2 separate regions of the Mus musculus genome follow, and region 1 is linked to region 2. The links are chromatin loops, found by intact Hi-C in ENCODE. Cell type or tissue: gastrocnemius. All regions are shown on one strand. Each heading gives the region's core, and the rest is flanking DNA. Links, peaks and the distances in the headings are about the cores only. Region 1 has its middle 80 kb from the start of Gm36736. Region 2 overlaps Usp31 (ubiquitin specific peptidase 31).

Region 1 (16,624 bases), core at 2,841-10,840, 380 kb after region 2:
CCAATGATGCCACTTAGGATCATGGTGTGGTCCCGGCCTGTGCTGGCACCAGGGTCCACATATGGGTCTTTGACCCTGCAGCAGCAAGTGTTTGTTACCACCAAAGGCCCGGTAGATGTCTCTGGTCTGAGTTGCTGCCCTGGGAAATGTTGATGTCTGGTGGCTGTGCAGAATTGCTCCCACCCCTAGCCTGGGCATCATGGGAGAGCTGGTCCTGAGGCCATGAAAGCATGAGGCCATAAGAGCAGGAGAGCTGACACGTCCCTTACCCAGCTGCAGTATGAGAGAGAGCCCCTGACCCCTACACACACACACACACACACACACACACACACACACACACACATCATCATCATCATCATCATCCAGGAAGCACAGTAGAGCTGGCCTTGGTGGCAGGAGTCATGGGTAAGCCTGTCCCAAGGAAAGCTGGCCCTGCCACTCATTTCCTGTGCAGTGACATGGAAGAAGAAGAGATGCCCCCTCCCCACTTGCCCCTTGTCACCTTCAATAGGTGGGAAAACTGGACCTGGGGGTCATGAGAGCAGGAGAGCTGGGATCTAGACCCCACCTGGAAAGAGCGGTAGAGCTGACCCTGGTGGTGGTGGTGGGTACAGGTGAGCCAGCCCTGAGGGTGTGAGCATGGGAGAGCTGGGCCCTGCCACTTGTCTGCCATCTGGTGACATGGGAGAGGGAGAGATGCTCCTCTCCCTTCTCCTCCCCTTGCCACCTATGGCAGGCAGGATAGCTGCCCTCTCCTGGGGTGGGAAGTCATGAGAGTGGGAGAACTGGCCCTGTCCCTTGCCTGCTGCAGTACTTGGGAGAGTCAGTCCTGCACCTCACCTGGGCAGTACAGTATCACTGGCCCTGATGGCATGGGTGTGGATGAGCCAGCCACGGAGCATGGGAGCAGGAGAGCTGTCTCTGTCCCTTGCTGGCAGTACCATTGAATGGGTCAGCCAGAATAGCGCAGGCCCTGATGGTATGGGCTAACCAGCTCGGATGTCTCTCAGGCCCAGATCCAAGGCTTAGAGTTGGCCCACCCCAACATCTACACCCCATCGATGAACTGCTGAAGTGCATAAAGTACACAGGCCCTCCATGGCACAGGGCAACAACAGGATGTCTGAAAGGAGTCCCAGTGAAGCTCTAGTATTGATAGTGTAGCAGAAGCCTACTAAATCAAGGACTCCTTGCAATGAACATTTGCAAGTGTGATGGTTTAAATTTGCATGTCCTACAGGGATTGGTGCTATTAGGAGGTGGAGGAAGTGGGCACTGTAGGGTTGGGCTTTGACACTCTGTCCAGTGTGGAAGAGACTGTCTGCTCCTGGCTTCCTTTGGAAGTTGTAGAACTCTCAGCTCTTCCTGCACCATGCCTGTCTGGATGCTGCCATATTCCTGCCTTGATGATAATGAACTGAACCTCTGAACCTGTAAGCTGGCCCTTAAATGCTGTTCTTCTAAGAGTTGCCTCGGTCATGGTGTCTCTTCATAGCAATGAGACCCTAACTAATCCAGCAAGCAAAGAAGTATGAACAAAACGGTATACTGTGGGACACACTGTAACACACTACAGCTTCCACAGCGAGATTTTTTTTATCTGTTGCGGGGCTTCAAGGGTGGAGGATGAGTACAAGTGGACGGGGGGGGGGCATGAGTGGGATAGGGGTACATGATGTGAAATTCACAAAGAACCAATAAAATAATTTTTGTAAGAAATTAGAAAACATTTCAGTTATGCATTGCACATCTGTGCAATTATGACACATCATTTTCACATGGAGACTCTGGGGATTTTAACTGCATCTCAGGTGGATGAGTGGTCGAGCAGATGAAGAGAGGCTAACTTTTCCTTCACTTGGGGCCTGAGAAATAAGACATTTCCCCATTGGATGCTTTCACCCTGGGACTCATTTGTCTCCCTGTTCATACCATGTGCACATTTATCGTCTGTCTAAACTCCGCCACCCTCAAGGGCCAGATGCTTGATTGCTAATTGCACTGCCATTAGATTGGTCTCCCCTCTGGGACTGTGAGACATTTGTGAGTTCAGAGCTTTTCATTCTCTTATCTCACCATGATCACAGACCCCCATGTCAGCGCACGCGTGCACACACACACAGCACTCAATAAGGATTTTCTAGCCAATTGATTTACTGATTAACTAATTGGAAAAGCTATAAATTCGGTAAGATGGTATTTCCAGAGTCCAATGGGATTTAAAGAGGTAGATTTTTGCTTTCAAAAGTGGGGGAGAAAAGTAGAAAATTTTTGACTTCTACATTTTTCATAATTGCTACCTATGCTTTTACAGTTGGAAAACTGTCTCTAAAAATAACTAAATAAGTAAATATACCACATAAAACTTAAAAACAGCTCCAACAGATACATCAGTGACTCTGGCAAAATTAGACTGGGTCTTTTCACTGTCTGGGTTCGGCCAGAGGTTGGCATCCTACTCCTTTCTCCTCTTAAGTGGTTCTGGAAGATTCTAGCAAAAACCACAAAGCGAAACAAAACAATGGATTCATGGAACAGAGTAATCAGGAATAGGGCCAAGACCGAGCCAAGTTGTCTGCCTAGACAAAAGCCATGATCCAGCACATCTCAGAGATCTCCGTCTATATTTAGAGCTCTGAAGAGCTTTGGGGAACCTGGGGCAGTTGGATGGTGGGGTTCTGGCCCTGAGAGGCCCTGGGAACTCAATGGCCTCTCCTGGCTTTAATGGGAAGAAAGCCAAGGTTGGGCTTACAAGAACTCGTTTGCCACCAGAAGAGATACCTCACTAAAAACCTTCGTTTCTTCCTTTGACAGGATATTTTTTTCTTCTTACTTGGTTCATTAAGCATATCATAACAAAGACAACTGGGGGTACAACTCAGTGATAGGCCTCTTCTTGCTCAGCATGCACAAGGCCCTGAGTTCAGCCCCCAGCACGGAAGGGGAAACAGTGTTTATTAGTAGTATCATGTTCCGCACACTAGGTAAGCCATTTCATTTACATAAGCATACTAAAGAAGATCCATTCTCTAGTGACGTAATGGAGGCTCTCGGCAGATTAAAGAGTTACCCAATGTTCACACAGATGGTTTTGTGATGGACGGAGAATCCGAACTTAGGTTTGCCTGGCTTCAAAAGCCTTGAATGTCAACCTCTAAGCTACAGTCAGCAAGATGACCTCAGTAGGTAAATGGCATCTGCTCTCAAGCCTAATGACCTGAGTCCAATCTCTGGGACTCAGGTGGAAAGAAAGAATCAACCTCTAAGCTGCCCTAGGACTCAGATTTGTGGTTAAATGTGGTAGGGTACAAATGGAAAACCTGAAGAGAGTGACTGCTTATCTGCCCTCTTTGGGAGCCCAGCACACTACAAGAGTCACAAGTCTGAATAGCCCTTGGGTTGAAAATAAATGTAATATGCTTCTTTGTCCAAACCAAATTCAACCTAAGTTCCAACCCCACTCCTTGGGGTGATCCCTACGGTGTTCTATAGTAGTCTCTCCTTCCTCCCTTTCACTCCTTGGGGTTATCCCTACGGTGTTCTTTAGTAGTCTCTCCTTCCTCCCTTTCTGGTCCCATAAAGCTCCAGGACAAATTCAGAAGCTAGCTCCCCGACACCACCACATTGGTTCCACTTGGGGGTAGCCTAGGGGAGAGTTGCTAGCCCCTCTTGCCTGGCTTTTCAGAGTCTTCCAGACAGTGCCAACACTTTCTTCCTTCCAAGACTTGCAAGATCTGACCATCTAAGGAGAAAGCTGCCTCTTTGTCCCTGACAGTGAATATAAACAAGCTCAAAGGACACAAAAACCTATTAAAGCACCCAAGCTAGAGAGGAAAAAGGCCATTTCAGCCTTCTCTACTGAACTCCGACTGAGAAAATAAGGCACACCTCTTTCCCCACCAGCCCATTCTGCCAGATCGGATTGCTAAGGAACTGCTGGGCTGAGCTGGCATCCTAGATCAGCTCTCACCCCGGTGCTGGGCTGTCTGTCTACAGGCTTAAGCAGGAGCGCATGGCCAGGTTACAGGCTGTGACAGAGGACTCAGTCTCCCTGTGAGGTCACAGCCCTTCGTGCCAACAGGTACAATGTTAAGGGACAGATGCATGTGGCAAAGAACAGGCAAGGACATGTCTTCCCTAGCCATCTACCTAGATCAGCCCAAACTACCCAGGTTGGAGGGTGGTGTGCTGCTAAGTAGTCACTGCTTATTAATAAGCACATGTCACATGTTAACACAGTTGTTGACATATTTACTAAGCATCCATCACATCTAAAATAACATGCAAAACTTAAGTTCCAACTCATCTCATAGCCAAGAAGTGTTAATATTATTCTTTCAGTTTTACACATGAGAAATCTTACTAAAATTAAAGGTCTTTCCCAGGGCCTTGAAGGCCAGCAAATGATAGAATTAAGATTTGAACCCCAAATCACCAGGTTTAACCAAGTACAGTGGCTCTCCTGGCACTTTTCAACCCAAACTGACATGAAAGTTACTCACTTTTTGCAAGTGAAGTGGAAGGCATGACAAACACAGACTTGAATGAATAATTGGCCTTTGATAGGAGAAAAGAGCTAAGGTGGCAGCTGGGGAGATGCAGTGAGTGTCAGCCCCTGCTCTGCAAGCCTGAGGACTTGAGTTCAAATTCCCAGTACCCGCATTAAAGTTGGTGTGGCTATCTATACACTCATGTAGTCCCAGCACTGGAAGATGGAGACGAGCAAGTCCCAGGAGCTCACAGCCCGACCAGTGTAGCTAAAATGAAGAACTTCGGGTTCAGTGGGAGACCCTGTCTCAAGACAGTAAGGCAGAGAGTAATAGAGAAAGACACACACACACACACACACATGCACACACACACACGCACATGCACACACACACACACACACACACACACACACACACACAAAATACAAAGTAAGGAATTCATGCTAGAAAACAATGTGAACATTTTAAAAAGTTTTACATGGTATTTCCTATGTGCTGGATGCTGTTCTAGGTAATCTATAAATCCATAAGCCATCCAACCATCTGAACAATTTCCCTAGGTCAATGTTAAATGTGTGCTCTTGAAAGGTGAGCAGCCAGCGTGGGGGAGGGGCCATGCCGCCTAACAGCATTTGACAATAACCTTTAGTGTAAATATTGCTGCTATGGCCAATGGCAAGCTACCAACATGACAACACAGACCTCAGATGGTGTTGTCCTGTGAAGACAACATTCTGTCATGAGGAAGGAGGTATATTGTGTATCACTGTCACCACATAGAAGAAAGAGACACAAATAGCCCTAGGAACACAGAGAGTAAACTGGAGGAGACTCATTAGGAATTGATGAGTCTAGTGTATTTATTGCCTTTAATTTTAATTGCAAGTTTATAAAATTTAATTTTTAATGATGGCCATCTTTAACAGCCAGCTCTTGGATTTTCTGATTATCACTTGGCTCTGACAAACTGTCTGACTTCAGCACATAATGGTCAGCCTTTGTGCCATTTAAAGGAGGACACCCATGCATGAAGAGGGGACATACTTCGTAAAGGTCACACAGTTAGCAAGTGGAGACGACAGAACTGGAATTCTAGAATCTATTCTAGCCTACCTGTCTACAGCTTCCTTCCAGTACTGTTATTTTTCTTACCCAACAGGCCATAGGTTTCCTTTTGGGTTTTTTCTTAAGGCCTACATCAAGTGTATCTGATGATGGTCGAGTCAACGGGAGGACTGGGGATTGAGTGTGGTTTCTTCCCTAGACCTTGGGAGTTAAAATATCCTTTTGTGTCCACAGCCAAGAGGCCCTCAGCGCGTGATTGGTTCCCTGGCCTTCACCTAGTCTTCTTACCGGCCCAGCATGCCTTGCCCTTTGGGTCCTACTGCGCTTGCGTCCAACCGCACATCCATTATGGAAAGGAGGGTCCCTTAATGTAGCGCAAATTATAGCTGGAACACGGGCAAATTGCCGGCTTTTACTAGCACATAAACTGAGCGGAACCTCTGAGATAGATCCGCATTACCCTAAACGGCATCCATAATTCATACCTGCCGCAGAAACGCTTCCCTCTCTCAGGGCTGGAGCCGATCTATTATTGATGGGCCCCTCTGAAGGCCGTGACCGTTTCTCAAGCCCCAGCCATCTGCTGGCGTGGTCCATTTCTCAGGCTGCGACCAGGCATGTATTCATCAGAATCAACCCCCAATTAGTTTCCTAGCAGGACCCGGGGGGAGGATTTATTTGAGGAATCAAAGTGAGTGCTTCTAGAACAGTACCCCCAGTTCCACCCCTGTGACGCTGATCAATACACACAGACCCAGCCAGCAGCAGGCCATGTTAGCCTTTCACTGCCTTAGGGAGTCACAAGATCAAAACTAAAAGCTGCATCCCTCTCTCCTGCTCCTGCGGAGGGCTGGGAGACCACAGCTTCTAGCTTAGTGTGAAGTTGCTGCCTCTCCCGGCATAGAAAAGTAACCACAGAGAACACAGACGTGGCTCCCCAGCAGAGTGGTGGAATAATAATATGATAGCAACATCAACAGAAGCGGGAGGGAGAGCACTGATTATGATCTAGGCCTTTCAAGAAAGTCTTAACCCAATGAGGTAGGCTTCAATCATTCTCTTCGCTTGAGTCACTCAAATCTTTTGAAGGCCAGAAGGCCAGTTTTAACCACTGCTCTATGCTGCCATCTAGAGGTGGAGGGGAGGGAGTACACAAGCTACATCCCCCTCGATGGCAATTTCTCAATTAAGTTCTAGTGACTGTTCACGTGTAGTCAGTCCTGTTAGCTGACCAAAGCCCTCGGCAGCTGCATACATGAGGGGGTAGATGCTTTTTAATGTCATTACTGTTTTATTCCTTGTTTTGTCGCTTCGTCAGATGACTGACTAGTTTTTAAACGACTGAGTTAAAAAAACATTAATAAACACGCGTAGACTATATGAGTTTGTGTTGTATTTTGTTTGATTTTGTTGACAGGTCTCACTATGTAGTCTAAGGCTGGCCTTAAACTTGTGATCCTCCTGCCTCTGCCTCCCAAGTGCTGGGACTACATTTGGAGGCTTGGCATAGTATAGCAACAGGGCTGGATAGATGCTAAGGTCCCCTCCAGTCACTCAATCCCAAGCCTCAGGGAGGGTGTTAGAGCACGCTGTGGGCTAATGCATACAAGCTCTCCAGCCTCTGTCGGGATCTCACCCTGCTAGGTCACTCTCTACGTATCCCTGGTCACCTCCCCTCCACCCTCATATCTTTGAAGCTAATTTCTCAGATCCCATCTTACCCCTAGAACACTGCAGAGCTTAAAGCCTACCCCCCCCCCCACTCTACCATCAAATCCTGTATTCTCCATCCTTGTTCATGTGTCATGCCTGCCTTCTCCCCTGGGGAAAGCCACAGAGATGGTCTAGTTGGTTGAGGTCCATGATGAACCTAAGGGTAAAGCTAGAAATCCGGATGGCACACAAAGTCGAGAACGGTACAGGAGGGAGGAGAGGGTGTGGAGCCTGGAGCAGATCTGATTTAACTCAGAGGAGCATCCACTAGGAAGTGCAAGACAGTTGCCCAAGTGATAAGGCAGCTCACAAACTCTGGGATAGACAGGCTAGCAGTGAGTGTCCCCCAAACTGGGAGCAGAATCTGAGAGACCTGTGACCAAAGCAGAACTCATGGGGAACCAGATCCTGGTATTTGTTGAGTGACTTTGGGCACATCTCCTGATCTCCCTGAGCCTCGGTGGGCTCACCACAGCTGCAGATGGTCCTACTTCCTTCCTTGCAGGACTCCGAAGGCTGCAGGGAAACTGAGGAATTAGTTAAGCAGTTACCCTGTACAAAGCAGTCAGTAGACAGTGTCGCTGCCCTTTGAGGACAAATGCCTAAGGCAAAGACACTGATGCTTCTGAAAAACAACCACCAGGTCTGTGCCAGGGTCAGGTGTAAGGGAAGCATACACATTCCCTGAGAGGAAGGCTGGGCTAGCTTCCCTGGGTTTACAGTGGGGCAACCTTGACCCAGTCACAGAGGAGAGCTCTACACTGAATGACTCCAGCATTCACAGGAAGGTCCTGGAACCACTCCAAGTCAGATCATGCCTGCTCGGCAGTTTTGGTTCTTTGGTCCCACCAAGCATCCTAACTGAGATGATTATTTATATAGCCAGCCTTGAAAGGAACTTACCTTACCTAGGTTCTGAGAAGGATCCCCATGGCAGAGACCATGGCTCTTACTGTACCTTATCTCCTTCCTCCCTTAGAAACAGCCTCCGTGTAGAGTTGCCTACATGAAGACTCAGAAAGGGAAAAAGATATTCTTCTCAGGTTCACTTGCTGCTGGGTCTCACTACGTGCCTGATTTCTAGTCAGAAGGTTAAGCAACGTGTCGTTTGTGACTTTAGAGAAAGCTCCCTTGATCCGTCTTCCCTTCTACGGGCTGGAATGCTGAGGTGATGGCTTGATCTTAGCTGCTATCGTGGATTATGAGGTAGCAGTCAGATGTTCAAACTATCAGAACATCAGGATGGAAGGAGTCTACACTAGCTTTGCTTATAGAGAGGAAAAGAGCCTTTGATCTTGCTGAGCTACTCCCAGAACCCTGAAATTTGTCTCAGGACCTGGAGAAGAGAGGGTGAGCTGAAGGGGGAAGGGTCCATGACTGAAGCTAGGCTCTCACCTCACCTCAGGTGGATCTGAGATTGAAGTCCAGTCTTTTCCTAGCTGGACAAACATGAATAAGTTACTTAAGCCCTGTTCGCCTCCATGACTACCATGGCATGTGAATATAATAAGTTTCCTCCAGGTTAGGATATGCATTTAATAATGTATTGCATGCAGTGCTCATTCACATACTCTCTCCCTCCTGCCCCCTTCTCCTCCCCACCCCTAGAGCATTTGAGACAACTCACTATCCATTAAGTGGGAGGACCTGTGACCTACGCATCTCTCACAGGTCCCATATGGCCTGTCTGGTAACTATCCCAGTGGGGATTCAATTTCAACATGAATTTGATGGAAACATACAGTAACCTACAGAAAATATCTAGCCAGGCACCACAATTCTAATTCTGACCAATGGTGTTAGTCTACCTCACTGGGATCCAGGCAATGGCCTCTAAATGGTCTTTCTGTCAGACTAGGAAGTTCTGGTGATGCTCATGTGTAGCAACCACACACATGACAGCCACCCAAGCCAAGAAACTCTGTGTTATCCTTATTCTTCATGATTCTCCCATCCTTCCACAGTCCAGCCTCCCAGGCCTTAATTCATTTCCCCAACATGCCCTGCCTTCTCTACCTGTTGGTCACTCCATTGGTGTGTCCTCCTCCCAGAATATATCTATTTCTACCTATTGGCTTGGCTTGCCTCGTATGCCTTTTAGCCTCATTTGTCTCTTCTTCCAGGAAGTCCTTTGGCTTCATGGCTAATCCAGAGCCCAGCACTTACCCAGAGCAATGTCTCTATCATATAACACTGGAATTTTCCATTTGCATGGTTGCCTTTCCCTTCCAAAACTCTAAGCTCCATGGCAACAGAATCGGCTTGTGTTCAGCTTTGTACCCAACTGTCCTTGTACTTGGAATTGTATTATCCTAGGTTTTAGAACATGCCACACATTCTACGGACATTTGTTGAATGACCAAATGAATGGAGTGTTTGATGGTAACACTAATAAATAGGTGTTAGCCTGGCTACTCTTGTGGGCAATCCAATATAATATTAAAAAATAATGAGCTCAGAGCTGATGTCCAAGGCTAATTCTCCCAGAATCCAAGTGGCCTGCTGAGTCGTGGATCCAAGTCCATCAGAAGGATGGGTAGACAATCTTCCTTCCTGCTTCAAAAAAAGAGATGTGCCTCTGCAAAGCCGGCTTCTCCATCTCTATAAACCACACCCCTTCATTAACTTTGGTGCTCATTTTTTTTTATGTGAAAAGATGTCTACTCACCCTGCCCCCTTGCAATCATAATAGCTAAAGACTCCCTGGTAATAAAGCCCTCCTTGATGGCAATAGGCTGTCTCTCTTTCTCTCAGCATGAAATATCTCAAGGGCAATTTGTACACAGAAGCCCTACTGTGTGCCTATTTCCCACAGAAGGTACACAGAACCTTCGGGGGTGCCATTCACACTGAGCTCTGAGGTAAATAACCTCTACTGCACACAGCTCTAGGAATCTTAGTGGATGGAAGTCCAGAGTGTTGGTTCACACCCACTCCTCTGCCAATTGCTTGCTGGCTCCCCACATAACACTCAGACTGAGAGTAGAAGGCACCATGTTGGCCAAGGTGAACGGGCATCTGAGTGTTGCTGATACTTCACTTGGATGGTGTCAGGGCTGACCTTCCCTGACTCCCGCAAGTCTGTTCCCTTCTTGTTTTCCACCTCTATCTCTATCTCCTCTCTCCCTCCCCCCTCTCCTCCTCCCCTACCTCTCCCTCTCTGCTCTCCCCCTTCCCCTCTCTCCTTTAATTCCTTAGTTCTTGATGCTCACCTGCATTCTTACTACTTTTAGCTTCTTCATTGCCTTAGTTAGGGTTTTACTGCTATGAACAGACACCATGACCAAGGCAACTCTTATAAGGCCAACATTTAATTGGGGCTGGTTTACAGGTTCAGAGGTTTGGTCCAGTATCATCAAGGAGAGAGCATGGAAGCATCCAGGCAGGCATAGTGCAGGAGGAGCTGAGAGTTCTACATCTTCATATAAAGGCCTGCTAGAAGACTAGCTCCCAAAGTAGTTAGGAGGAGGGTCTCATTGCCCACCCCTACAGTGACACAGTTCCTCCACCAAGGCCACATCTACTCCAATAAGGCCATACCTCCTAATAGTGCCACTCCTTGGGCCAAGCTTATTCAAACCACCACATTCATCTTGCCTTTTCAGGGTAGGGGGAGGATAGTGAAAGCCCCACCAGTGAGTGGGTCCCAAATGCACCTTGTGAGCAGCCCTAACCCTGTCCACTCATCTTGCTCTCTCTTTCCAATCAATGCTCTTCTTCTGAAGCCTGCTGTCACTGCCTTAATCTAGGTCTTTGCTTGTGCTCCTAACCTCCTCTTCCTCACATATACCCCATTTGCTGCCAGCATGACTTCTCTGAACCCTTCATTTTGAAACCACCAAACCTGGACCGTTCCATGGGTAGAAAGAAACTTTTATTCAGGGAATCAAACTGCTAGCCTGCCTCTGGGGAATGAGAGTGGCAGCTGGATGGGAAAGCAAGCAGGTTTTATAAGATAGATGACAGCAGGGTGGGGGGCGGGCATTGACGCTGATGCAGGCTGAGGCTGTTCGGACCAATGAGGAACTAGATGCTTTTGCTCAAAGTGATGAACTGTTAGATTGCAGATGGGGGGTGGGGTGGTCCTGAGGAATGCTCAGTTTCTGTTTACCAAGTAACAATCCTTCTGTGTTCCCAATGAGAGTCCTTCTGTTTAGGACATTGCCGCCAGAACTGCCATTTTAGGGACCCACTTTGACCTAATAGACACCGCCTGCCAGCTTTTACCAGATAACATGCTAGAGCTCATCAAAGCCACTCCCATACTGCCACTTTCTTGACCTTCCATTGTCTAAATGTTCCTCATGTGTGGTTGATAGCATCTGTGAGTACAAAGAAATTTACGCTGAGAGCTCGTCGATCATCAAAAAGAAGTGGAGACTGAGACTACCAAGATGTCTCCTCAGGAAAAGGCACCTAAAATGCCTCAGTACAAATCTGACAACCTGAATTTAGCCTCTGGAACCCACATAAATGTAGAGAGAACCAACTCCGCAAAGTTGTTCCCTGACCCTCAAAACACAGGTTGTATCATGTGCCCCCATATTTCACATACACACAAAAATAAGTAATAAACAAATAACTTAAAGTTAGGGATTTGTTTGTCTGATAGGTGATCTACCCCAAAATGGTGAGAGTCTACTGTGGGGTTCCCCAGACAAAAACAGAAATATGACTGTAAAAAGATGGAGCCACTATGCCCCAGTGTTGGGGAATGCCAGGGCCAGGAAGCAGGAGTGGGTGAGTTGGTGAGCAGGGGGAGGGAAGATGGGAAGGGGAAACCAGGAAAGAGGATAACATTTGAAATGCAAATAAAGAAAATATCTTATAAATATACATAAATAAATAAATAAATAAATAAATAAATAGATTCAAGATGGCGCCAAGACCCTGAACAGAGTTGTTTTCTAAAGGCAAGAGACCAAGAAGTCATATTTCCAAAGCCTCATCCAATCTTACTCACTCACTGAAATCTTACTCACTGAAATCTGACTTTATCCTTGCTCAGCTCTGAATAAGCCCGGGTTTGTTTTATTTACTTATTTGTTTGTTTGTTTGCTTGTTGAGGTGTTAGTTTAATTTTATTAAGTAATCAAAGATGACCTTGAACTTCTGACCACTCGGGGTTCATCCCCAGCCTTGAGCCTATGTTTTTGTTTGGAGAGTTGTTTTCCCCCACTCTGAACTCGAGCTCATTGTTAAACTACTTATAACACTGTACCTCAATGCCCCGCTGAAAAGACAAAGTCCAAAATGTGAAAGAGTATATGAGAGTGGGGTCTTAGTAAATCCTATCACTATCCTGAGGCCCCTGAAATGTTTCCCCAGTGCTTTTTGACTTCTAGACAGCTCATGAAACTCTGCAACTGCAGAGGGATGAAAGGCTGCCATGTTGACAGGATCTGCCCCGGTCTGCCCGAGAGGCCAGCACCCTATCATTCCCCAATAAATCAGGAGGTCATTTTTCACTGAACTGAAGCTCAATACGGCCATCGTTTTCTCCCCTAACCAGCCCCGAGATTGCTCTGTGCTCTTTATTACCTTTCAATGACTTAAGCCCCTGAACTGAATAACTTCATCAAGGTGTCAACCTAAACAGATTTTCCCCATAATGGCCCAACTCTCACAGGTTCTTAATGAAAAATATTGATTCCCAAGGATTAGTTGCAGATTTATGTGTTGGGATGTTGATCTCTCTGTCACCTGACACCTTATCAGTGGATGAAAGGACCTAGTTTTCCTTCGTGGTTTTAAAAAAGCAATCACTGGCTATGTCAAGGGGCAGTTTAGGGCCAGAAAAACAAATAAAAGTCTGTGCCTGCATCCTTTGGAATACTTAACAGATAGTGGAGGAGGTAGGAGGGCACCATGGCACCATGGCACCAAGACACCTATCTGCCCTTTCTCATTAGCATCTTCCCCGGATGGGAAGATGGTGAGACCCGATGTAGAGAAACTTGAAGAGTAGAGGGGTCAGACAGCCACTCCGTGTGGGTCAGACTCCATGTGACTGATCTCTGAGACACACAGCAGGAGAAAAGAAAGCTAAGTACACACTGTCTAGGGCTACAGACACAGGCTGGAAGGAATTCTGCTGCTGTTGCTGTCTCCAAGTGACATCAATCAACAACAGCTGGGGTCTGCTCTGCCAAGTCGCTCAGTTAAATGCAGTTCTCACGGGATAAAATTGAGGCTTTGGCACCTAAAGCCTCAGCAGGCTACATATCAGACTCTTTCCTATCACCCAGAGGTGGCTAGAATAAGATTCATTCTCTAACTCTTTGATAGATATTGATCGAAGGGCTGTTAAATGCCAGGCACCATGTGACACAACTGGGGTCACCATGACCAACAAACCAATATGTGGCTCTCTGTCATGGTTGTGAAGTCAGACTAAAAGAATGATTTCATTAATATTATTATATTTATATTTTATAATTAACAATTAATTGATAATTATTCTGATAAATATCAGTTAATTATTCAATTATTGTACTTCTTAAATAAATGTTTGTTTGATTGGGATAATATTTACTTGATTAACAGAAACAAATGTAGACTTCTATCTGCAACTAGATAAGAAGATGGAGGGTGGAGACTGAAAACTGAAGCAGCCTGGAGTGACAGCACTGATCTGTGAAAGAAGTCATGGAAGACACATTCTCTGTCAAAGTGATGGTCAGAGTGACACCTGGAAAGTGGGAACTGTTTCTCTGGAGAAGCCTGGAGGGTGGATGGGCTCAGTGGAGAAGTATGGAGTAGAGAGTAAAGGTACATAGAACCAAAGAGAATGTCCTGTTCTGGAGGGAGCCTATCAGAATGCAGAGGACTGTGGTTGTGTTCCTGGCACCAGATAAAGAGTTGTGTAACACCAAGCCGTCACGTCACATGAAGCCCGGGATAGCTATGAATACAGCCCAACACAAAACTGTAAGTTTACCTAAGGTATCATGGATTTCCTGTGAGTTTTTCCCAACTTGATGGGGTGGTTCTTGCATAAACTACAGATGACAATGTTGAGTTACAGTGTCAAACAAAGTAAATGTATGAATGCTCTCACAATCTGAAAGTCATGGGTTGTACACCTGGCTTCCCCAAGGCAATCTTTATTCGCCATGGGCCAGAGAAGCCAAAAAGCCAGACAGCCCTCACTGGAGGACTCTGGAAAGGCAGACAAGGCCATACTGTGGCTTTCAGTCACTATTTCAAGAGACCTAGAGAACCATTGGGGGATTGTCATATCTGAAATTGGCAAAGAATACTTTAGCTATTCAGTGAAGAAGGTGTTACAGATTTGGGATAAATGCAGGAGTGACTGGCCAAAGAGGAGACAGCAAAGCCCCAGGCAAGACAGGAAGTAATGACTGCTGGAGTCAAAGAAAAAGATACAGAGGCAAAGGCTATGGCAACTGAGCTGCTCTTGGGTCCAAGAAGAGGTAAATTTGGTGACACCGGTGACTCCAAGACTTCTCAACTGAGAAGGGAAGGCTCCTCAACTTTATCCCCTGAAAACAGTATCATCTCTGTTACAATCTCTTGAGTCTGCTGCTGGAAAACACAAGCAGCCGGAGACAACGTAGAAGCGAACAGTTGTGGCTGTGGTCCAATAAAGCTTTACTTAAAAAGCAAGTGGCAGGTAGAATTGAGGTGTCCAAGTAGAGTTTGCCCTGGAGGCCCTTCCGAGCTTTGCTCCCTCGTTCCCTTCACTCCTACATTCAGTCCAAACCCTGGCACTTCCTAACACACTGGGTTTCCTTGTCATTTCACACGCTGGCTTCTCCTCCTTTGCCTGTCATGCATCTCTGCTGTGAGCAGACCCCTCAGCAATGGATTAGTGCATTTCTAGGGAGAGTGGGTGCATGCTCCAGGGGACCCGACCCAGATTCGTTGTCCAGCCTGGGTTCTTACAAAGTAGATGCCCCTTACATTTTATGTGCACGTGCTCGCCCATCCATTTCTCATCATGACTTGACACCCTCATCAGATGCAACCACTGCCTGCTCTTGGATTTCCCAGCTTCCCAGACTTTAAGTCCACTTAGTTCTCTGTTCTTAGTTATCCTAAGAAGTTTCCTAAGACAGATCTGGTTGCAGAGACTTTCATGGAAAAGAGTCTGGATAGAAACCATCTTTATAACTAAATCTAACTTCACTTATGATTAGTCACTTTGTCTCTCTGCTTCAGATTCAAATCCTGGGTAGAGGACATCAGAATAGGCCAGAATGGACTGTCTCCAACTACTACTGCATGACCTTGTATCAAGTGGGAGAGAGATTACTCTTCAAAAAGAAACTAAGACTTAGAAATAAACCCTCTCAGAAGTGATCAAATGATTCCCAGGAAGGAGCCAAGAAAAATGCAGAAAAGAAATGATAGTCCTTCAACAAATGATGTGCGAACAGTTGGATATCCCTTACCTCACACCACCCACCAAGATTAACTCAAGATGGATCATCAACCCAAATATAACAGCTAAAGCTATAAACGTTCTAGGAGATGCTTTAGTGGGCTTGGACGAGGAAAACTTCTTAGAGATGACACTAAAAGGACAACCCATGGGAGAAAATGGTGACAAATTGAACTTCATCAAAACTTAAAACTGCTCTTTAAAGATGTAACTAAGAGAATGCAAAGGCAAGACAGACGAGAAGAAGACAGTCACCAAAGCCTCCCCTTCCACACACAAACACAGCCACCCCAGCAATTTCTAATATCCCAGGACTCTTTCTTTCTCTTCCTTGGGCTTTCTTCTCCTCCTCCTTTGCCCATCACACTTCTCTGGTTGGACCTCAAGGGCAGGTCTCTCAGGGATGGATTGCTAATGCCTTTCTTAGGAGAGTAAATTCTTTCTCTGGACTCATTAACCAGAATGAATTCTTACAAAGCAAAGTTGCCCCTCACAGGATACATACAATGCACTTGTATTGAGCATAATGAATGAATTTTGTTTTGTTTTGTTTTGTTTTGTTTTGGGGGGGGGGGGTCTGGTGCTGGGATTTAAATCCTAAGTATGTGTTCTACCACAGAACTTCATCTCCAGCCCTGTAAATTTTTCTCAAATAAACTACTCAAACATATAGTTCACTAAAATTATGCACCAATGATTAATGAATATATAAGATGTCCACTCTATTAGTCATCATGGAACTACAAACGTAAGCCACTATGAGACACTACCACATATTAGAGTGGTCAAGTTGAAAAGATTCACTAACAAGATTAGTAAAAATGTAAGGTGATTGATTCAATTACGAGCTTGATACTGGAATCTCAAATGAGGGACGGCTACTTGGCAAACATTTTGGCAGCATCCTTAACACACAATGCTCACAACTATCTACTCAAGAAAAAAA
Region 2 (16,624 bases), core at 5,452-13,451:
GCAGTCTGCAGGTCACATGTGGTTGGCTGGTTTTCCCAGAGTTTTTAGAACATAACCATTCATGCTTAGTTTTGTGCCATTTGTGGCTGCTTTGATGTTAAGATGGCAGAGCTGAGCAATTGCCTAACATTCTGACAAAGTTTGCTGACTCTAATGTAGGATGGCATAGATGGAGAACATTTTGCTGGCTTCAGACTTAGCATGACCCTATTTTGTGGATAAGGGAACTGATCTCCAGAAGGTTGAAAGCACTCTGCTGTCCTTGACTATAGCACATAGGCTACTTTGAAGGTTGTGGTCCTGTCGTTACACCAGGCTTGCCTTTGCTCTGTCTTCAGTGTCTTACTAAATGTTTTTGTTGGTTTAGCCTGACAGAATTTTCTCTGCCATGCAGGAGGCTTTTCTACTCGACCGTTCGTGAGAAGCGTGCAGCGTCAAAGCTTGTCATCCAGATCTTCTGTCACCAGCCCCTTGGCTGTCAATGAAAATTGCATGCGGCCTTCTTGGTCCCTGTCTGCCAAGCTGCAGATGCGCTCCAGTTCTCCTTCCCGCTTCTCAGGGGACTCCCCAATCCATGGATCTGCCTCCACCCTTGAAAGGATTGGCGAGGCAGGTGATGACAAAGTCTCCATTTCTTGCTTCGGTAGTCTGCGGAACCTTTCTGGTAGTCACCAGGAACCAAGTGACAGTCACAATAGACGAGAGCACAAGGCTGTGGGCCGGGCCCCACTGGCTGTCATGGAAGGTGTGTTCAAAGATGACTCAGACCCTGGAAAATTGAACTCCAGTGTTGTAGACACACCAAGCAAAAACCGAGCACAAGGGGATCACTTGCCCCCCGTCTCTGATCCTTTTGATAATAATAACCAGATTGCATATGTGGACCAGAGTGATTCTGTTGACAGCTCTCCAGTCAAAGAGGTGAAACCTCCAAGCCACTCAGATTCTCTCACAAAGAAGCCAGAGAGCACAACCAAGAGCTCCCCTAGTTCCAAAGGCACTTCTGAGCCAGAGAAGAACATGCGCAAGGGGAGGCCAGCCTTGGCTAGCCAGGAATCTTCTCTGTCAAGCCCATCTCCTTCTTCTCCTGTTCCTGTAAAGGTTTCCATGAAACCTGCCCGCTGTCGGAGCAAAGCAGATTCTTCCAGGACAAGTGGAAGGCATTCATCTTCCTCCTCTACCCAACCCAAAAAAGAATCTTCCCCCAGGTCCCAGGAATCCATGTCATCTCCTTCACCACAGAAGCAAAAGTCTGCTTCTGCCTTTACTTATTCCTCCTCATCCATATCTGCCAAAAAAGCCCCAAGCCCTGTCACCAGGGGCCCCTTCCCTTCTGGGAAGAGCAGGACTTCTGACCGGAGCTTGAGTAGAGAAGGCTCCAGACAAAGCTTAGGCTCTGACAGAGCCAGCGTCACCTCCACCTCCACCTCCAAACCCAGCTCCCCTCGGGTGAATCAGGCCAGAGCAGGGGACAACAGAGTGGATGGCAAGCACGTCCGGAGCTCCTCCATGGCCAGCCTGCGTTCACCTAGCACAAGTGTGCGCTCTGGGTTGAAGAGGGACAGCAAGTCTGAGGATAAGGGACTGTCCTTCTTTAAGTCAGCCTTGAGACAGAAAGAAACCCGGAGGTCAACTGATCTTGGCAAGACAACCTTGCTATCCAAAAAGGCTGGTGGGAGCTCTGTCAAGTCAGTCAGTAAGAACACTGCAGATGACAAGACAGAGAAAGGCCATCAGCCTCCCGGCTCACAGCAGCCAAACACAAATGCAGTTGGAAAGGAACAACTTGTCTCTAAGGACCCTGCTAAACATTCCTTGCTATCTGCTCGCAGATCCAAGTCTTCCCAGCTAGATTCTGGAGCTCCCTTGTCTCCCAGTAGCAGGTCGACCACTGAGAAAGGCTCCAAAAAGCTGTCTTCTAGCATGCAAACCTCTGCACGGCCTTCTCAAAAACCTCAGTGACCTTCTGCAATCGGGTGTTTTATCTGTACAGATGTTTATTTAGTTAGAACCCCTCCTCTCCCACACCAAAGCCCTCTATGCTTTTATTTTGTATTTTTTGGGGTCATGTGCCTGACTGTGTGAGAGTATGAGTGTGTGTGTGGAGTTCAAATTGTTAAAAGTGTCGCCTTATTCTGCCATTGAACCAAATAACAGCCATAGGCAAAGCATTGATACCAAGCTAACTGGAATAATTGTAGAAAATAATCTGAATAGTCCCTTTAGCAATCATCCCTATTTCTTTCCAGAAAACTCTTAATGACTTTATTGGACATTAGGGTTTGGAAACTTGTGAACCAATTACGCTATCAGTGTATAGACAGATGAACAGTCAGCCTTGGGTTTCATCTGAGCAGAATTTATCTTCATGTGGATTGTTGAGTGGCATCAGAAGCTTAATAAAAACAAACAAACAAAAACTGATGCTAACAACAAAATAAACTGAGGGAAAATTTGCTTTCTGCACTTTGGCCCCATCTACCAGTCTTTGTAAGGGCAATATCTTAACACTAATGTTTCTCAGGTATATATACTCAGCTAGTCCAGGGTGGATGCACGTTACTAATAGATGGATTCAAGAGGAAGGTGACATGGGGTGGCGACTATCCTGCTGCCACAGGTAGAAGCTTTACAGGTAGGCATAAAATCTTTGCTACTTTCATATCTGAAGTGATAACCTGTCTTGACTCTTTATATATGTTCTAAGAGCTGACAAATTTTGAATAGTCAGAAAGCCAGTCACTAACTAATTTTTTTTTTTCATTCTCAGTTTGCTAGCTAAGGCCATTGGAATTTTGAACTGTAGCAGAGTAGTTAATGCCTTTGAAAGATTCCCAGAGAAAAAATTTTATTCCAAACTGAAGCCTGAGTTGGTACCATTTTCCTTCCCTGATGCTGCTTGTTTCTGTTAGAAATTGAGGATCTCATACTGCCTCGTGTGTGCATGCTCATGCCTTGTCTTGTTGCTTGGAAAAGAAAGAAGTTGCCTCTTGCCAAGAGCTACTGATGGTCTGTTGATGTGGGGTGAGGCTGAGCGCTATACATGCAGTGTGGATCCTGGTGCCAGTCTTCCTTTTGACTGCTTTCCAGTAGCTTATTTATGTCTACTCTGCTCTGAAGAGGTAATCTCTGACCCAGCATTCAGAAACAGAGTCTGAATGCATGTGTTCCCCTGGCATGTAGTTACAAATTACATTCTTATGTATGAGAAGGGCACCTCACTGAATTCTCACAGATAAAGAAGACACTTTTCCAAGGCTTGTGGAAATCTCTTAGAAATACTTTGCAGCTCAGTTTTTTTCATATCCTCTTTATTTATTTATTTTTTAGTATCAAGAGAATCATGGTTGTGATTTTCAGAATAGCGTTTGTCATTTTGTCATTAGATATAGCATGTGAGTTTGTAGTTACTAAATTCTAAGGCTCGTGGTTCCCAGGCCTCACTCTTCAGTATTTCTGTGAAGGGACTGCAGTGCATATGTGCATGCAGTTTTGATTTTTTTTATTGTTCATCTTTTAGGAATACCTCTTGGGAAATATTTCCAGTAGGTTGCTTAAGTTTATTTTGCTGCTAATGTTAACATTAGCTGGTAGCTTGCAGGTTGAGGGTGGCTGGAACTTTGAGCTTTTGTAGTATTTGAGGCTTAGTTGTTCAGCCTTTTGCACATTACCACAATGCTGTCTACCCAGTTCAGTGTGTGTAAGCCAGTACCCACAACACTCAGTCCTATACTGGCTGCTTTTATACTCCTCCTGTCCCCATGCCCCATTGTGGCTTCCCAAAGCATTAAAGCTCTCTCTGTCCTGCCTTGGTGTGACTGAGGTGACTGCTACCTTACATGTCATCATTTATTCAGTGGCACAAGGTGAGCCCTGCTTGAGTTTAGCCACCAATCTTGTTTTATTTTTATTTTCTGAAAAAGCACGAAATGTTGAGACCATTAGTATCAGGAATTGAGCATTTATGTGCTTTGAGCTCCTGAAACAGTCTTAGAATTATAGTATGATAAAACAAAGGACTTTAATAACAAGCTGTTTTGCCATAATTAAGATGAATAGAAACTAGTTTAATTTTCACAGTACTATATCATTTTATTTTTGAAGGCAGTTAGGAGTGGATCCTCTTTTTCCTGCATATCATGTTTTTAAAAACAAAACAGAAAAATTCTCTACTGGTCTTTACTTTTCCATGGGATCTAGAAATACATTTTTTAATAATATAATAAAATCTAAAAGCTACATGAATATGGAGTTTAGTGCTTATTTCATAGTTAGTTCAATAGAAAAAAATCAGGAAGTGTCATGGCATTATCTAGGCTGTGAAACTGTTATGCTTGTGAGGTTGGTTAACGGTAAAATCTAATTCCCGACTACTGGGATATATTTAAGACACAGAAAATACTACTTTGAAGGTGCTGCCTACAGTGAAATGGCTTATGAGAATATCACTTAGTTCATTCTGTTCTGAGGCAGGGTTAGGGACTTGGTTATTAAAATCTTTCTCCCAGTGATTTGGGCACAGTGAACATGTGTACTTTGGGGCCAAACTCAGATGGTAGGTCAGAGTTTCTGCTTAGCCTGGTAGGGCAGTCATTCCCAGGAGACACACAGCACCAACCAACAGCGCGATGAATTGGTAATGTTGTTTTGCTGTTAAATAAAAATCCTTTTTATTCTTGCTCTCTTTTCCTGTAAACATTGTGTGCATGAGGCTACATCATTCCTTAAATCACCCTTCCACCTTGCTTTAACAACTCCTCAGATGATGTGGAAGGGCAAAGCTCATATGCTCCTGTCACTTGAGACCCTGGCCAACCTCATTTGTATTTTTTCCTGCTGGCATGAAAAGCAGCTTGAGGGTAAGTAGTGCTGTGCCAGACCTAAAGAGCTGTGCGGTGCCACAGTTGTGCAGCCATCAGGTTGCCTTGATCACATGGAATCCTCCTTTAATCATTCATCCATTTGGGCCCACTTTGCATACAGAGGCAAGCAGAAAGCTTGAGCACTTGTGTCCTGGAAGATACCAAGTCAGTGTCAAGGAGTGATCGTTGTCAACGGAAACAAGCTGGTAAATCCTGTCCAGCTAACGTCCGGAGAGCTAAAGTGTCCTTGCTCATCGCGGGTTCCGACTGAACTGTCTGACCTGTGTACTGGTTAAGATGCAGTACCTAGTCCTTCATGTCACATTAACCCTCTGTATGGATGGATGTGGAGATCATTGAGGGATGGGAGGCATTGTCAGTCCCTCTAAACTTACTATAATAAAACTAATAGGGTTGGTATGTAAAGGGAGCAGTAGTGGCAGTTTAAGGGAATGTGGATTAAAGAGTTATGAGCAAAGCTCATTTCAAATATCCTCTGTGAGTAGATGGACATGTGACATCACGTTTCATTTTGACATTACTAACTAGCTGAAGTTACAGTTTCCTCTGTAGGTTGTCGTTGAATACAAAGATAGTGTTCTGGGTTGGGTTTTGAGCTACGTTGAAAATCATAAGCACAGTTTCCTTAAAACACACTGTGGAGGTGCACTGATGCTTATATTTTGGAGTTGAGAAGGGCAAAATTTACTGACAAACCAGTGCCTACTATAAAAACAACCTAGCTGCTAGTGTGCAGGCTGCTCTTGCTTTAGTTTATAAAGGGTTCATTGATGTTTAACCTGACTGCACCTTTCAGGTGGGACATGATGCTTTTACTTCTGTGATGGCTTGATGTCCCATGCTGCCTTTTGATCAGACCCCAAGCTGTTTCTGCAGCTGCCTTTTGAGCATGACCAATCATTTTGTAAGGAAAACAATTGTGCATGCCCACCGTCCAGCTCAGAAAGCATGCTCATACTACCTATGCAAGCAACTGATTAAAAAGCATACAGAGAAACTACGAGAAACATTGCGTCTTAGAAAAGGGACAACTCTTAGATTCTAGAGTTCTATTTTTGAATTTGTGATTTTTAAAATGTGGCTTAATCATCAGTGTGGGTGAATATGAATGTGAGTTTAGGTTGCTTTGCATATATTTCTTCGCCAATCTCCTTGGTCATTGGTAAGATTGTGTATAAAATAGTATTTTGCAAGCAGGAGTGGATTGGACATGTTGAACATACACTGGTGTATATACTGTATTTAGCCTGAAGACTTTCCTAAAGTATTTTGTTCTAAGAACTAACCTGCCATTTTCTATAGATTTTAATTTTTTATATCTTCTAGTATTCTTTCATCATCACATGGAGAGGTGCGGCTTTACACAGTGCTAACTACTTTTCAGTGCTTTTATAGCGACTTGGAGCTGCTAAGGAAGATTTGGGAGCTTCCCACCTACCGGCGTCAGTAAGAGAAAGCATGTGGGATGTATGATAGTGTCGTACAGTAGATTCAGGTCCAGATCCATCTCACGCTTATTTAAAACTATTGTTTCCCATGGGGCAGGGGCAGGGATAGGAGCTTCATAGCATATATCAGAGGTGTAGACTCTCCCCAGGCCATTCTGGAGAATTCCCTGAGATCCCCAGTATCCCCAAGGGACTTGGAATGCCTGGGCGGCTCCCAGGCTTTTGATGCCATTTAGCACTGCCTGGGCTCTGTGACTTTCTCTTCTTGTTTGCGGTGAGAACTGAAGGATGTGGGTACACCATCTTTTTGCCAACAGTTTACGGTGAGAATCATCACTGCCATGCAGGGCACTCAGGAAGAGCTCCAGTTGCTCTGGACAAGAAAATGAAAAGGTGTCAGTCCCTGGCTTGGAATCAGGGTGTGTGCATGTGTGTGTGCGTGTGTGTGTGTGTGTGTGTGTGTGTGCGCGTGCGTGTGCGTGTGTGGTGGGGGGCTTTCTGACTTCAAGGCCCGAATTGGATGTGTGAAGTGTTTTATGCTTGGTGTGTCCAGGTATTGTTCTTATTTGCTGGTGGCAGGCAGAGTGCCCTGAGGGGTCTGAATTAATTCACACAGCCTCTCTCCAGATTCTACTCTGGGGCTGACACCGACCCATGCAGGAGAGGGAAAAATGTCCAGGTTAAAAAATATGGTAGAAGACAGTGGAAAGTTTCCTGCCTAGCCTTGCAAACCCTGCCCTGCTCTGGCAGCACCGGTGTAACCCACAGGCAGCACTGGGCCTCCTGCTCAGGTTCACTCCCTCTAGGTCTTTTCTGTGTAGTTTCTGGAATCCTTTTTAGTTTGAAACAAATGTGAAACATTTTATTCAAATTATTTTGGAGCCTTTTTTGTTGTTGTTTTTTTATGTAATTAAAAAGATCATGTAATACTTAACCAGAAATGTTACCTACAGAGGCACATGAAATTTGGTTTTAGTCTGTGGTGAGCCAGGCACACTATACCATCTTCAGAATAATCCACTGTGCTGTGTGTCCTCATCCCATTGAGCATCAGACTGCCTACAAAAAGTTTATCTGACATGGTCCGTATTTTAAGGCTATCAGGAAAACATCAGAGCTGGGACAGCTTTGGCACAGCCTCCCAGAGCCGAGCTCTCTGCTGCTATGAACTCTGCAGCGGGGACTTTGCTAGGTGCTATTCCAGACTGGGGGCCGTGTTTCTGCGCTTGCGGCTCTGTTGGGTTTTCCTGTAGGCATTTGTGTTGTGTAGCTTTGCTCACCAACTGTGCCTCTCACCACTGGTTAAAATTGAGTTCAGGCCCATTACCAAAATGTGTTTTTTTGTTTTTGTTTTGTTTTGTTTTTGTTTTGATTCTCTTGTGATTTTGCACCGGCGTCTATTTCTCCAGTTGTCTTAAAAGCTGCATGTCATGTCACTGTACACAAAATGCTTTGGTGTCATTCACGAGCCACCATTAGTGAGCTCTGTATAAGTTTAATTTTGCAGTAAAAGGACGGCAGAGTATCCTTCCTGCAGGCTGGAAGAAAGTGTATCCTACATTTTAAATTATGTTAGGCCAAGTGCATGAGGTGTGGCACTGCCTTCTGTTATTTATTTGTATATTTTATTATTCAAGGTGTACGCACTTTTAAGAAGCAGAATTTATATTTTTATGTTGAAAACGTTTTATTTCTGAGACAGCAGTTGGTTGTATAGTATATAGTTGGAATTAAGAGAAAACTGGAAAATGTAACAAAACATAATAAATTTATTACATGATGCCTTCTTCAAGACATATTTGTCTTTTCTCTCCCTTGCCAAACCAGTTTTTAAAATGTTGAATAGTGTTTGTACTGCATAGGTTTCTCTAACAAAAGGCTTTAAAACTGCAGTGTTTCAGGTAAAACATCAAGTTACAGGATACTGCCATGCAGTTTGGCCAACTCCCCATGCAATTACTGTGTAAAAAGATCACATCCATACTTGTTCAGTGCTCCCAGTCAGCAGTTATATGAGATAAGAGACTATTTGTCCTGGGCTACAGAGCTGGCCTTGAAAGAGCTCACATTCTGCCCCATTTCCAGCGGATTCTCATTGTTCTTCTTTGGTTGTAAGAGGAAGCTGCAACATAAAAATATTCTTTCCTCAGCCTTCTCTCACCCCGTATACACATTACCTGCTTTATTATTTTTATGTGTATGAATGTTTTGCTTGCATGTATGTAAGTGCACCACTCGTGTGCTGGTGCGTAGGGCCTGGGGGAGGCTAGAAGTAGCTGTGCTCCACTATGTGGGAGCTGGACCGAGGCTCTAAAAGAGTAGCCACTGCTCCTAACCACCGAACCATCTCTCCAGCACTCCAGTAACTGACTTCTGAGGTGTTTTTGTTTGGTTTTGGTTTTGGTTTTCCCCTAGCTATCTGGCCAACGGAATGCTCTAGTGGGACTGTCATATCACTTATGACCACTTGGGGGCAATAGAGCTCAGCATTGTATTGTAAGTCCAGTTTACCGATTTTAAACTTCTCATCTGAGGGTAGAAATGCCTGAGGTGAATTGATTCCTCGTCTGGTAAATACTCCAGCCAGCCATCACTCTCGGAGAGCACCATGGAGCAGGTACCTTTCCATTCCAAAGCACAACATCATGGCTGGGTTGGGGTAGACCACATGCTCCGTCATCCAAAATAGCACTCGGCTCTCCCTCTAGTTTGGAGTGGTAAAATTTCTCCTTTAGCTTAACCACAGCACACTGTTTACTAAAGAGGTTTCACCATGGGTATAAATGTTCATGTACAATATATAGATCTAGTATTTGCATAGATATTTAAGGACCACTCTGGCTCCACTGTATTTGGAGGATTATTTTCAAATACTTGAATGCTTACTGTTTCCACAACATGTTTTAGCCTCTTAAGTCTTCCTGAAGAAAGAAAAGGCATGGCAGAGCTCCTTGGCCAGGTCTACTTACTTGTCCTTTGAGTTAAAGCCCCCATGAGAGAGTTGAAGTCTACGCCCATAGAAAAAGGTTGAAAACCTTTCACCCCAAGTCAGGGCCCTTCCCAGGTGGGCTCCAGACTTGAGCAGATGTTTGGTGTTGCCAGTGGCTCGCCCCTTTTCTTGGCATCTCCTCCGTGTGGGTTGCCCCAGACTTTTCCTGATCTGGTGGATAGGGTCTTTCTCCTGTGGAGCCCTCTGAGATTCTGTCTTAACTACATTGTGGCTCACCACATTTCTCTCTCCCTGTCAGCATTCACTACACAGGAAGAACAAGGGATCTCCTCTCTTGGAGACAGATTTTACATATTTGGCCCAATGAGCATCACCCCATTCTTTATAGTTTCCAGGGCTATGTCATTAATTTGACATGCTCTTTTGGTTTAAACAGCTCCATTCTTTTCTCAATTTGTTTTTTATGTATGTATGTATGTATGTATGTATGTATGTATGTATGTGTATAAGTGCTTGGCCTACACATATGTTAGTGCTTCATATATATGCCTGGTGCCCATTGAGATATGAAGATCCCCCTAGAACTGGAGTTGCAGGTGGTTGTGAGCCACCCTGTGGGGCCTGGGAATTGAACCCGGTCCTCTGCAAGAGCAACAAATGCTCTTAACCTTTGAGTCAATTCTCCAGCTCCCCTATTTTTTCCTGAGTTGAAGGTTATATGAGGCTTCACTCTTTAGTTAAGATCAGACATCTCATATTTCCTAGGCCTTCCCTGTGTTTAAGGAAAAGAAAGAGACTCAGATCCGATTCCAAGGACTTGGTCTGTCTCCTAGAATAGGCCTCACAAGATTGAGCTGTGTAGAATGTGAATGGATCTCATTCATACAACATCACATGGGGGAAGATGACAGTTTTCTATCACCCCAAGACAAGAGTCAGGTCCCTTGTAGAACTATCTTGTGTGGCCCAGCAATAGGGTCTGTCTAGTCACAGGGTCAAAGTAGCCAATGTGACATTTCAGCACTGTGCTCAACACTGCTCTTCAAAACATCCTGCCTGCCAGCTCTGAGACACAGAAATGGTCCATTTCTTCACCCTCACATCATCTCCCAAATACCACCTTGCTTCAAAGTCCTCCTGGGTCACCCTCGAAAACGTTGCAGTCCATGTTACAGTCTGCCTCCTCCCTGTCTTATGTTCTGCAAACATATATGGCACCAGCTGAGTGAGTGACATGCAGAGGGTGTATTTCTTTCTCTTAAGGACGGCACATGGTGGTAACTTCCTGAACTACCAGCTGGCTGACTTGTCTGAGTCAACCATCCTGTCTGTGAGGTGGAATCATGAAGGTTAAAGGGGAATGATGCTCTTTAAGCCTGACCCACTGTGCTGGGCATAGAGAAAATGTTCAGTGAGCTGTCATTGTAACCATAGTGATGAAAGAAGTGCTAACCCTGGAGGACTTGCAGGATAGCTCTCATTCCACACAAGGGAAACTCTACTTTTAGAAGCCACAGGAAGCCCTTGGTCAGGATAAGAAGCAGCTGAACAAAGGAATGTGTGATCATTCTAAAGGAACCTCCTATGACCTGCTGCCTGTATTCTCAAGTAAATGACAATTAGGAAGAGTTTAATTTAGGGGAAGAAATGAGATCCAGTTTAAGTCATTTCATAGTCACCATGACAACAATGTGGCACCTGAGAGGTGACTTAGGAGCTTGCTGCAAGCATCTGGGTACAAACTGCAGAAGGGGTGACCTAGAGCTAAGGGGTGGGGGAGCGGGGAGGGGGAGAGGACCTATGCAGAGGAGGCTTGCTGCTAGGTTTGAGCCCTGCTACTGTGACTTGACGGGTGGACAGTCTGGACAAGTTACTCAACTTCTCTGTGCCTGGGAGTCTTCTTCACCTGTGGAATGTAGGTAAGATATCTACAGGAGGAGGTGTTCATGAATGGGGTGTTGGATATACTTATACTTACTGTAGTTACTAATGTGTTTGGTTTATCTGTTATCTTACTGTTTCTTTGATGTTTGTATCAACTGCTTTATTTTAAAAATATTTTTGGTTTATTTTTGTTTTTGGTTCTGGTTTTTTTTTTTTTTTTTTTTTTTTTTTTGAGACAGATTTTCTCTGTGTAGCCCTGACTGTCCTGAAACTCACTCTGTAGACCAGTCTGGCCTCAAACTCAGAGATCCTCCTGCCTCGGTCTCAAGAATGCTGGGATTAAAGGTGTGCACAACCACACCTGGCTTTTTAGTTTTTAATATGGTGCCTACCTTCCTTCCACCCTTCCATCTTCTCTCCCACCTGCTTTATATCTGTCTCTTCTTTCTTACTCTTTTAAAACACCAAGCATTTGTGCATATATAGGTGTGTATATATATGTGTGCATATATAGGTGTGTATATATATATGTGTGTGCATATATAGGTGTGTATATATGTGTGTGTTCATGTGTCAGTGTACATTTGCATGTGATTGGACATATGTGTGCTTATATGAGGGGCCAGAGGTTGACAGCAGGTGTCCTCAGCTGCCCCCACATTTCTTTTTGAGACGGTCTCTTACTGGTTTCACTGAGTTAGTTGGCTGCCAAGCTCTAGGGATGTTTCTGTCTCTGTCTCTTCAGTGCTGGGGAAAGTGTGTGGTTATATATGCCACCCCACTTGGTTTTTCACTTGGATGCTGTGGTTGGGTGGATCCTCTGGTTTGCACTAAGGATACCTGGCCTGGCCGTGTTCTTTCTTTTCTCTAAACTGGTCTCATACTCAAAACCCTGCCTCCACCTCTGATTTTAGTTGTCATTTTGTTTTTAAAGACAGGGTGTCACCATGGACTTGATGCTGACTTCCAGTGCACCCATATCCACCCCAAGTGCTGAGATGACAGGTAGGTGCTGCCTCAGCACTGCATTCTCACCCTCAGGGCTGGACAGCACTTGATTCCCTTGCGCTTTCTGACCGTTTACTATGTGCATGTATTCGGACTCCATCTACACTTAACACTACAAACATCACAGTCAGTGTGCACCTAGATTTATAGGACGCTTGCTCTCATTGCTTCTTAAGCCTTTCTGTAGCTCACCCTGGGATCTGTGTGCTTGAAGAATTCTGTTAGCATTTTACTTTAAGCCTGTGTTAATGGTGCATTTGCTCAGTTCTTATTGGATTAGAAATGTCTTTATATTTTTAAAGAGGAAATCATGTGTGCTTATTGATCCATGTATGTTTTGTTATTAAACGATAGTTAACCTTTTGACTGAGGGGTATCTGCTTTAGGCATGACAAAGAACCAGCAGCAAGGATCTTCTATTTTCTAGCTGAAAATGTTTCTTTATAGTTAAAAGAAGGAAGGAAGGGAGAGAGAGAGAAAGAAGGAGAGAAAGGAAGTGAGAAAGAAAAAGGAAAGAAAGAAAGAAAGAAAGACAGACAGAAAGAGAGAAAGGAAAGAAAGAGAAAGGAAAGAAAGAGAAAGGAGAAAAAGGAAAGAAAGGAACTAGAACAAAAATTTTTCTTCTGCAAGGAAAATCTTTCCATCCAGAGATTAGGGATATAGTTCAGTGGTACAGTGTGTGACTAGCATGCTCAAAACTGTAGGTTACCCCCACCCCACCCCCACGCACGGTTAGTTGGATATTGGATGTTTCCTGATTATTGCCATGCTCTGGCTAGATTTTATGTCAACTTAACACAGGCTAGAGTAATACTGGAAGAGAGATTTCCCAGTTGAGAAAATGCTTTCACCATATTGGCCTGTAGGCATGTCTGTGGAGCATTTCTTTAATCAGTGATTAATGCTGGGGGGCCAAGTGCATTGTGGGTAGTGCCACCTTCTGGGCTGATGGTCCGGGGTTGTGTAAGAAAGCAGGCTGATCAAGCCATGAAGCGCATGTCAGTCAGCAGCACTCCTCCATGGCCTCTGCACCAGTTCCCACTTCCAGGTTCCTGCTTTGAGTCCCTACCACAATTGCCCTGGGCCACAAGAGGAAATAAACCCCCAGTTCCCCAAGCTGCTTTGGTCACGCTTTAGCACAGCAGTAGAAACACTAAGAGGACATGCAAACATGCTGCATTCCTGCGTGTCCTCAGCAGACCCACCTCTGCTCACCGCAATACTCTCCTTGCAGGGAGTTGTTCCTCACCTCGCTTCTCCTCTCCCATCCTGACCATCATCTCCACAGCATTACTTATCTTTGCATCTTCCAGAACACCAGGCTCTGCCACTGTTCTTCATGCTTATCTGCTGTTCTCATTCTCTGCTTGGCTGGTTTATATATGTGTATCCTTTGGGTTTCAGCCCCCACCCCACCCCCAGTGTTTCTAAGATGAGACTCCCAGATATACAGGTGTGAGGTAATCACTCTTCCTCTAAGCTACATCCCCACCCTATTTTCAGTTTTTATTTTATTTTTTTTATTACGTATTCACTTTATATACCATTCACTGCCCCCTTTCTGGTTACTCCTTCCCACAATTTCTTCCCCCTTCTCTTCTCCTCTGAGCAGGTGGGGGTCCCCCTGGGAATCCCCCCACCCTGGCACATCAAGTCTCTGCAGGACTAGGTACATCCTCTTCCACTGAAGCCAGACAAAGCAGCCCAGCTAGAAGAACATATCCCACAGACAGGCAAGAGCTTTTGGGATACCCCAGCTCCAGTTATTCGAGACCTATATGAAGACCAAGCTGTACATCTGCAACATATATGCAGGGAGGCCTAGGCCCAACCACCGTGGTTGGTGGTTCAGGCTCTGAGAGCCTTAAGAGGCTTCCTCCTGTAGTCAAACAGGAACCCCAACGGAGCAAAAGGAACACCAGCCCACCCACAGAACTTTCCACCCAAAACTTATCCTGTCTACAAGAAATGCAGGCACAAGGGATGGAGCAGAGACTGAGAGTATGGCTTACCAATAACTGGTCCAATATGAGACCCATCCCATTGGCAAACACTGATACCTGACACTATTAATGGTACTCTGTTATGCTTGCAGATAGGAGCTTGTTGTCCTCTGAGAGGCTCCACCCAGCAGCTGACTCAGACAGATACACCCACAACCAAACAGTGGAAGGGGCTTAGGGACACTTACGCAAGAATAGAAGGAAGGATTGTGGGCCCCGAAGAGAATAGGAACTCCACAGGAAGACCAACAGAGTCAACTAACCTGCATCCTATTTTCAGTTTTGAAGGGGATTTTCCCTAGGGATAGAACTCTAAGTTGGAGATTATATTCTTTGATACTCATTCAATGGGCTTCTTCCATTGGTGAGTCTGTGATCAGTCTTATTGCGCATCCTCAGGCAATATGGGTGGGGTGGTTCCTTCTGGATGCTTTGAAGGGATTCATTTTCCATCAGCTTTCTTCAGATGGGCTAAGGTGTGGGTTTCTTGTTTTTATTCTTCAGGAAGTGAATCTGACTTGGAAACACCTCCGTCATTTGTTGCTTTAAATATTACTTCTGGCACATGTTTGCTTTCTAGGACTCGGCTTCCTGTGATTTAGACGGTTCACCAAGTCTCAGATGTCTCTTTCATTTGCTTTTACCTGTTTTTTTTCCTAGGATTTTTTTCATCCTTTCAAAAATACCATTCTGTATTCTGGATATCTCTAGCAGAAGGAGTCTTCAGCTGTGTCTGATCTCTCTCAGTAAAATAAGGATAAATCTCATTAAATAGGAACATCACATGAGCAGTGGATACATTCTAGAATGTCTAAAATTTCGAGTGGGACGTATTTATTCCAGGCTTCTGTTGTGTGTCTGAAATGAAAATTAAACTGGGCATCCTCTACTTCATTTGCAAATGTGTCAACTCCTAGCTGTGTCAGTCTGTTCTTAGGCCTTCCTCGCTGTGTTGTCAGCTTCACTTAGGTGATTACCTTTTCAGTTCTAGAATTTCCATGGATTATTTATAGATTTAGGTGTCTGGTGCTGTTTCCCACGTGGCTGTCAGTTTTCACAGGCGATGTAGTTACTTGAAAGCCTGTGCCTATGGCGCTAGTAACCAGTCCCATGTGCATTCCCTGCTATAACCCGTTTGTTCCACTTCTTGCCATGCTTTAATTTTTTTCTCATTTTACATTATATATATATATATATATATATATATATTTTTTTTTTTTTTTTTTTTGGTGGCAGGGACATGCCCCTACATGCTTATGGAGGTCAGAGGACATCTTTCAGGTGTATATGTATATTCTCTCAGGTTGTCAGGCTTGGTGGCAAGAACTTTACTCACTGAGATATGTCTTTTGATTTGATGCTAACCGGTGCATTAGAAAATAACATGGAGGCTTTGGATGGTGTTGACATTTCCCTCCAGAGAAAACTTAACCTGTTTCTAGGCTGGCAGATGGGAGCTAATCTGACTAAAACCAGTGTGGGAGCCTTTAAGACTCGATGTCCTTCCAGGTCATTGAACATAGACTCGACATTCATTCCATTGGCCTTTCATCAGGAATGTGTGGAACAGTGCCAAGTATATCAGTGAGCAAGCCAGAAACCCCACCACAAAATAAAACCTTTCCTTAGTGCCCAAGAGACATAGGAAATGCTAGTAATTGACTTTACTTGAGACTAGCTTCCTGAATAAATTAGAGTCCAGGTAAGTTAGTATTTTAAAAGTATAGATTTGTACACTCACACACTCCACACACTACTAGACCCAGGCTTTCTGCCTCTGTAAATAACATACCCATCCTGACACTCCTTGATGCTTCTCTTCCACAAAGTCTCGTCTTTATAGGCCATGTGTGGGCTCCATCCAATTCTTCTTTCCTAGTTATGTGCTAAGTCTACCCTCTGTCTTCACTGCTGACTTCAATTACCATGGCCTCCAGTCCAAGCTCTTGTATGACCGCATACATCTGTCTACTTAGCCAACTCTATCTGGCTCAGTCCATCCCAATGCTATAACAAAATGCCTTTGGCTGAGTAATTTATAAACAATAGAAATATTTCACTTCTAGTTCTAGAGGTTGGGAAGATAAAAGCATCAGCAGATACAGTGGTAAGAGTCCATTTTTATAGGTAATGCCTATCTCATGTCCTCTCATGGTAGAAAGGGTAAAAAAGCTACATCACTTTTTTTTCTATTCATTCATTCACTCATTCATTCATTTACTTTATACCTCCATTGCAAGCCCCTCCCTCCTCTCTTCTCAGTTACACCCTCCATCTCTTCCTATTTCCCCTTCCAGTTCTCCTCAGAGTAGCACACCTCCACCAGTACCAAATCAAGTCTCATCAGGACTAGTGCATCCTCTCCCATTGAAGCGAGACAAGGCAGCTCAGCTAGGAGGAAGGAATCCAAAGGCAGGCAACAGAGTCCTAAGTCAGAGAGATAACCCC

The links. Hi-C counts contacts between places; a loop is a spot of excess contacts. Peaks named below come from ENCODE experiments on the same cell type or tissue, not always from the same donor. Only the 100,000 strongest peaks of a DNase experiment are listed, where the experiment ranks them.
Region 1: a loop joins it to region 2, with 11 times the contacts of the local background. A loop is called at or near these places in 11 of 42 quality-filtered maps.

Annotation. Positions count from the first base shown.
Region 1 is chr7:121,249,075-121,265,698 of GRCm38, reverse strand. No RefSeq gene overlaps it. Among named protein-coding and RNA genes, the nearest start is that of Gm36736, 80 kb to the left of the region's middle. In gastrocnemius, for the core only: a CTCF peak has its summit at 6,688 (motif pointing left); a DNase peak (open chromatin) is centred at 6,680.
Region 2 is chr7:121,633,522-121,650,145 of GRCm38, reverse strand. It overlaps Usp31 (ubiquitin specific peptidase 31), which reads left to right. Exons shown (of 16, transcript NM_001033173.2): 16 at 395-8,125. The coding sequence ends at 1,962. Among named protein-coding and RNA genes, the nearest start is that of 1700025J12Rik, 52 kb to the right of the region's middle. In gastrocnemius, for the core only: a CTCF peak has its summit at 8,791 (motif pointing right); a DNase peak (open chromatin) is centred at 8,800; H3K4me3 peaks cover 217 bases; H3K27ac peaks cover 204 bases.